Linked DNA regions of Homo sapiens: region 2 is linked to region 1. Evidence: chromatin loops called from intact Hi-C (ENCODE). Cell type or tissue: PC-3. All regions are shown on one strand.

Region 1 (5,000 bases):
GTAGTAAACAAAATCTTCTTAATCGAATAAGTTTGGAATTGTTAAAGGAACTGATGGCAGAAACAATGCAAAACTTTTGAGAAGAAGTCATCTCAGAGTGGCTATACATAGAGATATACTATAGGTTGGACTCAAGCGTAAACAAAAAAACTTTATAAAAATTTTCCACAGGTTTCAACAATCCCCAGAACTAAGGAAGATACATAAAACTTTTATCCAGTAATAGGTTTAGCATGGGTCAAATCCTTTCCAGAGACTAGGATTGTGGTTTAAGAACAAGCAAATGGGTAATGAGAAGGCTAAATACTCTTCCCACTCTAAAACAGAAATGGTCAACATGGAGAAAAAGCTGAATGTTTGAACAATATTATGGCACCCCCAGAAAAGAAAGTATTTATGGCCCTCCTGTATATCAAGCACACAGGCCAGATGCCCTCACCTGAAAGGACTGATCACTGACTCCCTGAAGCCGAGACACTGAATCCAGGAGGCGGAGACTGTGCTGATAAGACCTATCTGCTTCAATTTCCGCTTGAGTGGCCTCCCTTGTCAACTGCTGGGCCAGGGACTTGGTTTTCTCCAATCTGGTGTTGGGGGTGGGGAGGGGGCGGTAATAAAAAGAGGACTTTGAGAATTCTTTTTTTTTTTTTTTTTTGAGACAGGGTTTCACTCTGTTGTCCAGGCTGGAGTGCAGTGGCGTGATCACAGCTCACTATAGCCTCATCCTCCCACGCTCAAGCAATCCTCCCAATTCAGCCTCCCAAGTAGCTGGGACTACAAGAGTGAGCCACCACACCTGGCCCCCCCTTTTTTTTTAACAAAAGCAAAATTTCACCCTGTTGTCTTGAAAGTATGTAGTTAGAATAACCAGAAGAACCAAACAAAATTATTTATCAGATACTTGTCCCTCTCCACTAAACATAAGCCTTTTAATTTACACAGGTTGGGTCAGAAAAATTCAATCCCAAATTCCCCACTTCTTGATAACAGAAATATATTTCTGTATTTTTATATCTCCCCATGCCATCAGATGGGTTTATTCACACCCTTCAAACACCAGAGGGTGACCATACCTCCCAGTATTGTAATCTCAATCAAAACATTAATTTTATTTAGACTAACCAATCTTTTTTTCTTCCAGTCTTAAAAATATCTGCTTTTCCCCAAAGTAAAACTCCCATGATTTCGGCCCTCTTATTATCATTAATAATATGTTTTTTACAACTAGCATGGTGCCCCTCAAGTACGGTTAGCATTTTGCCCTGGGAGTATCCAAGGTATAATGAGCCACGGGAGGACCCGTAGGAACGTACTTTTCCACAAGCCCTTGCACCACAGCACCGTCCGGGCTACCGCTTCCGCTTCCGACTCCTTCATGCAGGGCCTTGCGCACCAGTGAGAGGGCTTGTTTGGAATAGTCCTCAGTTTCCCTTGTCAGTTGCTCCATGTTACTGGCTGACTCAACGTGGCTGAAAGGATTAAAAACAAAAGAATAAGAGTTTTCACGCAAAGGGCTTCCTTTAGGTTGTTCAGTTACACGAAGGGCAAAGAGTACGGGAGCTGGTCTGATTTAGAAAAACCCTACAGAACTGACTCAAATTACATGGAATTAGAGGTGCTGTCAAGAAGCAGAAAGTGTTTTGGAGAATTCGCCTTATGTCATAGACCTTGTAGTGATCTTTTCCGTTTATGGCATAATCACTGGAGTCCCGGAGCGGGGTGGAGTGTGGAGATGGGTGGGAGCAGTCTCAGGTGATAAAACACTGCATCTGTAAGCTGTTTGCTGCAGGAAGAAACCTCTAGGTCTTATTTCACCCAGGATCCAACCTTTACGCACTTTCGCTTCAGCTCTAAACTGGGCCCACCACTAGGGGGACAAAGCATGTCTATAAAAATTCCCTGGATACTTTTGGTTCCTCCTGGTTCTAAAAAGTGCTTCTTTAAAAAAAACCCAAAGAAACAAAATTAAAAACGAGCTCAGGAGGCAGCTCATGTTACAAAATATACAAATCAGCCCTCTTCCGCTGACTGAATTCCACTTGGGATTAACAGAGCCTGCCACCCTGCTGAGCAGACCGCTACCAGCAAACCTCTTAAACACCGTAGGATTTCTAGTCAGAGCCAAGGATGAAGGGAGCTGCGTGTTATCATTGGGGCCCTGCAGAGCCGGTTTTCAGGAGGAAGTTCCCCCTCTGCAGTCTTGGCCCCCACAGGCTAAAAAACAACTCGTTGCTACTTGTTCCCAGGCTTGGTGTGGGAGTCCCTGAAAGCTGCAGAGCTTTCTCTTCCAAGGGCTGATTCATTTCACGTGGCCCGAGGAATCACATCTGACATACAACACAGCCATACTGTGAGTCATAGGGAAATGTGGGAAAGAAACACCCTCACCCCCAACTCCTGCCAAATGACCCTGCCCAGTGGCCACTTACATACAATAAAAGCCAAGTGGTTAAAAACTGGTTTCAAGGTAGGGAATGGCTGCAAAGGAGCCTGGAGAGAATAAATACGATGCTTGGGTCCCTAATACCCTACACTCTTATTCAAGTCTGGCCTTGCAGAGACGGCTTGAAGCAGAGGTGCCCTCTAATGCTGCTCACCTTTCTGCTAATCTTGTGGCCTCCTGAGCCAGACTTTTAAAGCCATTTGGCCCCACGTAGTGGTCTGAGGCAGGAATGTTCTGTGGGAAAAGGAGAATCGGTTAAGGCGAATCGGTTAAGGCTTTGCACTTGGCCATGGAACTTAAGCAGGTGCATCTGTCCTGTCAGAACCACTTGTCATTAGCCACACAGGGTTCCACACCCTGACACTTACACCATGCCTCTATTCACCATTATTCTATTTTTAAAAAGTATGTATAGGCCGGGTGTGGTGGCTCATGCCTGTAATCCCAGCACTTTGGGAGGCCAGGGCGGGTGAATCACCTGAGGTCAGGAGTTCAAGACCAGCCTGACCAACATGGTGAAACCCCGTCCCTTCTAAAAATGCAATAATTAGCCAGGCATGGTGGTGCATGCCTGTAATCCCAGCTACTTGGGAGGCTGAGGCAGGAGAATCGCCTGAACCTGGGAGGTGGAGGTTGCAGTGAGCCGAGATCGCACCATTGTACTCCAGCCTGGGCAACAAAAACAAAACTCCATCTCGAAAAAAAAAAAAGAAAAAAAAAGTATGTATAGACAAGAGCAAAGAAATCCAAGTTCAAAAAAGTCTGTATATAGATATAGATGCATTAAAATATATATACATAAAAAAATCCAAAACAACAACAAAGTAAAATAAAAATTCTTTTCCTGCTGGAAGCCAAAAAAAATAAAAATAAAAATATATACATGTACATTTTTTATATGAATTTAAAGTCCAGTAGAATATATTCCAAATTTTAACAGTGGTTATTTGATAGTAATGGGATCATAGAGAATTTTTATTTATTTTCTACAACAAACATTTCTGTAATAAAGGAAACAATCAATACACATTATTTTTAATGTGACTTCCTCATTATAGTATCTGATTATCATTCCACTTCCTCTATTCATCTCCCACCCATCCATTTACATTATTGTTACCATAACCTTCTTTATTCAGAAATAGAAGAGTGCTCAATCAAATCTCTCCCTCCTACCACATTACAAACTACATCAAGAAAATCATACTGGCAGCATTTTTTTCCCATTTTCAAAACCATGTCTTCCTTCCTTCCTTCCTTCCCTACTCTCTTCCTTTGTTCTTCTTTCCCTCTGTCCCTTCCTCCATCCTTTCTTCCTTCTTTCCTTCCTTCCTTTTTCATTCATTCATTCATTTATCCATTCATTCATACACTAGAAATTTACCACAGCTATACACTGTGTTGTAGGCTGAGAAAGTAAATATGAACTAAAGTAAATCCTGCCCTCTGGGAGCTAACAAGCTAGGAGATATGCAGAAGGGAGGTGAGGCAGGGCCAAGATGAGGATGTAGTTAGAAATAAATGAACTTAGGAGAAGAACATAATGCAGTAAAATAGGAAACTTCAGAAGGCCAAAGACATAAATAGATGTGACTGTTGCAAGGAAAAGAAGTCCAACAACCTGTCAGGTAGATCAGAAACAGAAAGTGAGCCACTGAGAGACAGAAATTGAGTCAGTGAGATCTACAAGTAGGTCTCCCAACACAGCAGTATTCTCAATACTCTAGCCCAGCAAAAACCTACAGTGTTTCCCAAGGAAGCTTCACTTTCTGCCAGGCTCAGCTGCATCTGAGTGATGAGCCTGTGAGTATCCCGAACTCGGTTCTGGTACTGACTTCCCAGAGCCCGAACTCTTTCCACAGTCATCTTGAGGTCATCCAGGCGGCTCTGGTAGCTGTTCTCTTGGCTCCTCACCTTGGCCAACTGGAGACCAAGGGATCTGCTAGCACCTGAACGCAAAGAAGGAAAGGGAGCATGAGCACTTTCTGGGTCAGCATAGAGTTAGCAAACATAACGGAGGGTTGACTGGCTTATGGTCAAATGACAAAAACCCAATAGAGAAATGCATCCAACCATTCTTTTATCACCATCATTCAGATCCCAGGGGGAATGCCACAGACAGTCCTTCCACTTCTGCAAGGGCTGGCTGGAGATAACTGCTGAACTGATATCCATAGAAGATTCTATGACCTAACGTAGCCATTCCTTCTAGGACTATGAATTCTCTTCTGTCTGAAGGGAAGTTGGCCTTCATCACCTTCTGAAATCTGGGCATCTCTCAGAATGTCCTGAAGGGCCTGCTCAGCCTGCTGCATCCTGCCTTCCAGCTCTGTATCAGGTACTACTCCATCACCACCCTGAGCCTTTGAAATCAGGGCCTCCATTCTCTGAAGCTGCTGCATAAACTGATCCATCTGAAACCACACAGGAAAGATCAGAACGAGGGTGGAGACCATGTACCCAAGGGATCATCCAATACCAGGTACCCAGGGGATAATACTAAAAGTCCAGAAATGCTTAGCATGTCATGGTGGTTAAAATTTTAGACCCTGGAGCC
Region 2 (5,000 bases), 160 kb after region 1:
GTTCCTTTAATTTTCAAAAGGTAACTTTTAAAATATGTTTCACAAGGCATAAAAATTCCCCATGTTCACCCAGATATGTGAACCATGACTAGGACCAATTAGCTTCTACTCTAAATACAATTTTTACTGCTCATGGTACTTGTATTTCTATAACATAACACTGCATTAGAGAATACAGAATCATTGTTTCAGAAGTTGACATCTGCAAACCTCTGGTCTCAACATTTTCGTCAACTGGACAGAATATAACCTTGTTTTCCATGTGTTTTGCCTGAACAAAGCTTACCCATCACATGCACCTTCTCCCTAAGGCACACACCTTCTTGTGTTTGGGAACTTAAGACGGCACTTCAGCACTATGCTTGAGGGTCATGTTAGGCAGTGAAATCACCAATAAAAAGGACAGAAATGGGGAAAATACGGCATTAAATAGGCTAAGAAAGTGATATTTATTTACAGCAGTGCAGCTGAAACAAGAAGGCAGAACATCACCTCCTTTTACTTCAGCTGAGCTGTGTGTGTTTCAGGGACTCAAATTTTTCACTGCTCTGCAGATGTCCCAAATGACCACAAACTACCATAAAGATTGATTTCTGTGGTTTCAAAGCTTAGCAAGCAGGCAAACATGCAAATATCAAACCTCCAAATAATGAGGCCGGAATGTAGAGTCACACATGAACCTCAAAGAGCTGTAGACTTGTCTTCCCAGGGCCCAGAAAAACAAAGACAGTACTATGCTTGCTATTATTCTGAATTACAGCTGTATCTGGACACAGCTTCAATTTTCAAGTGAGAAACTCCACAGGGTAATAGCTACAGAACACAGCATCAAGTATTTTCCTCCACCCACGTGTAGACAAAACATCCATACAGGCACAATCCCAAGTTACTCATTGTCTTCCTTTCTGCATCAATCACCAATTTCCTAAGTTGTCAACACACACACAAACACACACATACACACCAAGTTTCATATAGAGAGATGCTTCCTGGATCAGTCTTTAATGGGACTCAAAAAAAAAAAAACAAAAACAAAAAAAACCCAGCTTCCTGACATATAAAACATGATTTCCTAAACAGCAATCTTTAAAAGTGATGTTACTTTGTATAGCGACACAGCAGGTGGCAGGCTGTGATGAAACAGGAAATGAGAACAAATGTCTCCCACACACTCTTGCAGACCACCACAGGGAATACATCAGCACACAATCCTTCATATTTATCATCCAACCAACCATCGTCTGTAGGATTTCTCTTCTTTGAACTCATCCCTACCCACTGCTCAGTTACCCTTACCACCTGTCCAACAATTCTTTCCATATCAACAGAAGAAATTTGCCGAGGTTGACATTACAAGGGGAACTGAGAACTCCCATTTAAGATTTTGAGGAAGACCCTACTGAATTCAAGCAGGAAAAAAAAAATCCCTAAATTAAAGTTTATTTTCTCCTTAAGCCCCAAATAAAAAATATGAGTAAAGTTTTCCTAATTATTAACTAGATACAGCATTTATTCCATTTCTAGTTAAAAAATCTAATAGGAGCTCTTATCTCACCACCCTAGACATTAAATACAAATGGTAGTATATCCTTCAAATCACGGCCCAGATGACAAAGGAAGAACACACAGACATTACCATCACCCACAAAACTGGAAGTATCCCAGGAACATCTGGGCATCCACAAGGCATCCCAGTCATCCAACCTCTGTGACAGGCCAGAGAGATGCCTAAAGAGCCAGGACAGCAGAAGAGGTTCAGCTCTGAACCCCCAACAGAAGCACTAGTTGGTCCCTGTCCCTTTACTTAAAATCATAGCTATTCTAAAGATGGAAGGAATAGAGGAGTTCTCAAGCCTAACTACCTTGTTTATAGGTGAGGAAACAGGCCCAGAGACTAAATAATTTGCAAATATAACTAGTGAATCACAGATTGAACTTTATGACTAGGTATTTACCTTATAAAAGGGCTATGGAAGAATGATTTACTAGGCAATTATGATCAAGTCTAAGAATCTCTTACCTAATTCCACGCACATGCCACAATCTAGCCCATTCATTCATCTGTCCACTCACTCAATCTTTGAGTAATCATTTATGAAGAGACTGTGTGCCGGGCACTGTGCCATCTCAAACTACTTAAAATTATTCAACCGGGCCATTCTTTTTTCAGGCTTGGTGCCTTTGTCCACACTATCTACCTGGAATGCCCTCCCTATCTCTTTCAACACCCACTCCTACTTCAATGATGGTCCACTGGTGCTGGCTACCTGGAGAAGCATTCTAAAAACAGGCTCCTCAGAAAGCAGCACAAGATCAGCAAAGAGACCTGCCAGGGCCAGGGAGGTGCAAGGAGCACCCAGCTCTCCCCTCAGACTCAGCCGATGCTCCTTACTGCTGTTACCACACAACTGTGACATACCAGATGGTCTGGGCTGTATTTCTTTAAGTTGGGGGACTGACTGCATTACATTTCTAACTCCCAAAACAATCTGGTTGGATGCTACAAGAAGGAGGCATTCCCTGACACACTGGACACCCAGACCTCTCTTCAGGCTTTCTGTTTAACTTACCTTTCTCTCCCACAACAAATCCCACTGAAACAACAGAATAAATAGTATAATATACACCTCCAACTAGACTGTAATCTCCTTGAGGATAATGACTTAACTTTTACCTTTCCTGGATCTCCCAGTGCACAGACATAGGACATTACATTTTTTTAATAATTAAGTTTTACATATATTGATGAATAGCTAATCATTTCTCTAGGTTTTACATATATTGATGAACAGCTACTCATCTGTCTAACTTTAAACATGCATTAGCACAACAGTGATAATGAAACTCCCTATTTATTGTTCCCAGACATACACAAGGCTGTTTTGAAAATATGGCAAGAAACAAGTTAAAATGCTTATATGCCATATAAATGGACCCAGAGTCCTGACAATGAACCTAAAACCATTCACTGAGTTCAGATGTTGTTGTAATACACAATATAGCAGGTACAGTAGAGAGTCTGTAATATGAAGTTACATATTGAATTTTAAAACATATACTCCAGGCAGAATTCAACAGTGGAAAACTGTCTCCCACAAAACAAGTCCCTGGTGCCAAAAAGGTTGGGGACCACTGATATAAAGTATATACCTGTGTCACTTTTCTTTCTTTTTTTTTTGAGATGGAGTCTCGCTCTGTTGCCAGGCTGGAGTGCAGTGGCGCGATCTCGGCTCACTGCAACCTTCGCCTCCTGGGTTCAAGCGATTCTCCTGCCTCAGCCTCCCAAGTAGCTGGGACTACAGGCGCCCGCCACCATGCCCGGCTAATTTTTTGTGTTTTTAGTAGCAATGGGGTTTCACCATGTTAGCCAGGATGGTCTCAATCTCCTGACCTCATGGATCCACCCACCTCAGCCTTCCAAAGTGCTGGGATTACAGGCATGAGCTACCGTGCCCAGCCCATGTGTCACTTTTCTAAAAACCTAAAAAAGTCATGAATTGTGAAACACCTCTTGCCTTGAGTGCTGGATATGCAATTAGAGACCTGCAATAATTTGATATCTACTTCATAGAGTTCTTGTGAGGAAAATGAGCATAAAATATGCTTACACATAGTAGGTCCTCATTCAGTGGCTGCTGCTAACTTTCTTAACTAATTTGAAGAACATTAATATCCCTAAACCTTTCTGGTTTGGTTTTCTTCTTCATGCTCACCTAAATAATTAGTAATTTGCTTAGCACAACAAATGAGTACTAGCTTACTGTTTCTTACCTTAGACTGTAATATCCTATGCACTTGAAAATAATTAGTTTACATTTCAAATTCATTTCAGCATTGAGATTGTGTGTATTCTTTACACACACACATACACACACAAAAAAAAACAATACAAAATGGATAACCCATTAACATGTTACATCATCTCAGGCAATAAGATTGTAACAAAGGCCTTTTTTAAAAAAAAGAAATCCATTTTCAATTTGGTACTAAGAAACTCAGTACTACCAGATCCTTTTGATCTAGCCCCTAAGCCTCAGTAGGTCACTCACTAGGAAACAGGCCCTAAGCTCAACTCCCATTATGCTTTGGGAAGCTTGGGTTAATGGACTCCAATCCACTTATTTTCTGGGAGATTTATCCGAAGCCAACAACTATAAATGGTTAAGTCTCTTTTCACCATTCATTTTATTACAGAAGCACCCATGTGAAGCCCTCTAATAATAGATTTTCCAAAGTCCTTTCTGCTATCATGATACTCCCAATACTACAAATATTAAGGTCAATACTGACAAGCCAAAAATAAAAAAATTTTTAAATATATTGACAAGTGGCCAGGCGTGGTGGCTCACATCTGTAATCCCAGTACTTTGGGAGGCCAAGGCAGGTGGATAACGAGGTCAGGAGTTTGACACCAGCCTGGCCAATACAGTAAAACCCTATCTCTACTAAAACTACAAAAAAAAATAGCTGGATGTGGTGGCGTGCGCTTGTAGTCCCAGCTACTCAGGAGGCTGAGGCAGGAGAATTACTTGAACCTGGGAGGCAGAGGTTGCAGTGAGCCAAGATCCTGCCACTGCACTCCAGCCTGGGTGACAGAGCGAGACTCCGTCTCTCAAAAACAACAACAACAACAACAACAACAAAAATATATATGTATATCTATATATATAAGTACAGAACAGCCAATAGGAAACTACTACTGCCAACAAAGAAATGCAAAAAATACAATTTGCAGTTGTGTGGTCAACTTTAGGAGACACACTCATCGTTTTATTAAATTAAAATGAGTGCTTTAAAAATGCAATGACAAAAAAAGAATTCTAAACAAAACTGAAAAATTGTACAGATGAAAGATTTTTTTTAATTTCTGAAAAAAATCCCAGAGCTACTCAATAAATCATCAATAGTTAGACAAAGTCCTAGATTTAAAATCTGTAAGAATATGACTACTTTAAAGCTTTTCTAGAAAATATTGTTCCTTTTTAACAAACCCTGGTATC

Evidence for each region. A loop is a pair of places that touch in the nucleus more often than their neighbours do. Peaks named below come from ENCODE experiments on the same cell type or tissue, not always from the same donor. Only the 100,000 strongest peaks of a DNase experiment are listed, where the experiment ranks them.
Region 2: a loop joins it to region 1, with 2.1 times the contacts of the local background. A loop is called at or near these places in 1 of 110 quality-filtered maps.

Annotation. Positions count from the first base shown.
Region 1 is chr1:183,232,044-183,237,043 of GRCh38, reverse strand. It overlaps LAMC2 (laminin subunit gamma 2), which reads right to left. Exons shown (of 23, transcript NM_005562.3): 13 at 4,701-4,857; 14 at 4,187-4,392; 15 at 2,598-2,677; 16 at 1,314-1,469; 17 at 440-584. Among named protein-coding and RNA genes, the nearest start is that of LAMC2, 48 kb to the right of the region's middle. RefSeq lists a silencer at 1,936-2,230. In PC-3, a CTCF peak has its summit at 1,875; a DNase peak (open chromatin) is centred at 2,313; H3K4me3 peaks cover 1,466 bases; H3K27ac peaks cover 3,648 bases.
Region 2 is chr1:183,067,119-183,072,118 of GRCh38, reverse strand. The region is part of intron 1 of LAMC1 (laminin subunit gamma 1); the gene reads right to left. Among named protein-coding and RNA genes, the nearest start is that of LAMC1, 46 kb to the right of the region's middle. RefSeq lists enhancers at 1,190-1,239, 1,250-1,319. In PC-3, no CTCF peak of the experiment used is centred here; DNase peaks (open chromatin) are centred at 628 and 2,068; H3K4me3 peaks cover 320 bases; H3K27ac peaks cover 3,299 bases.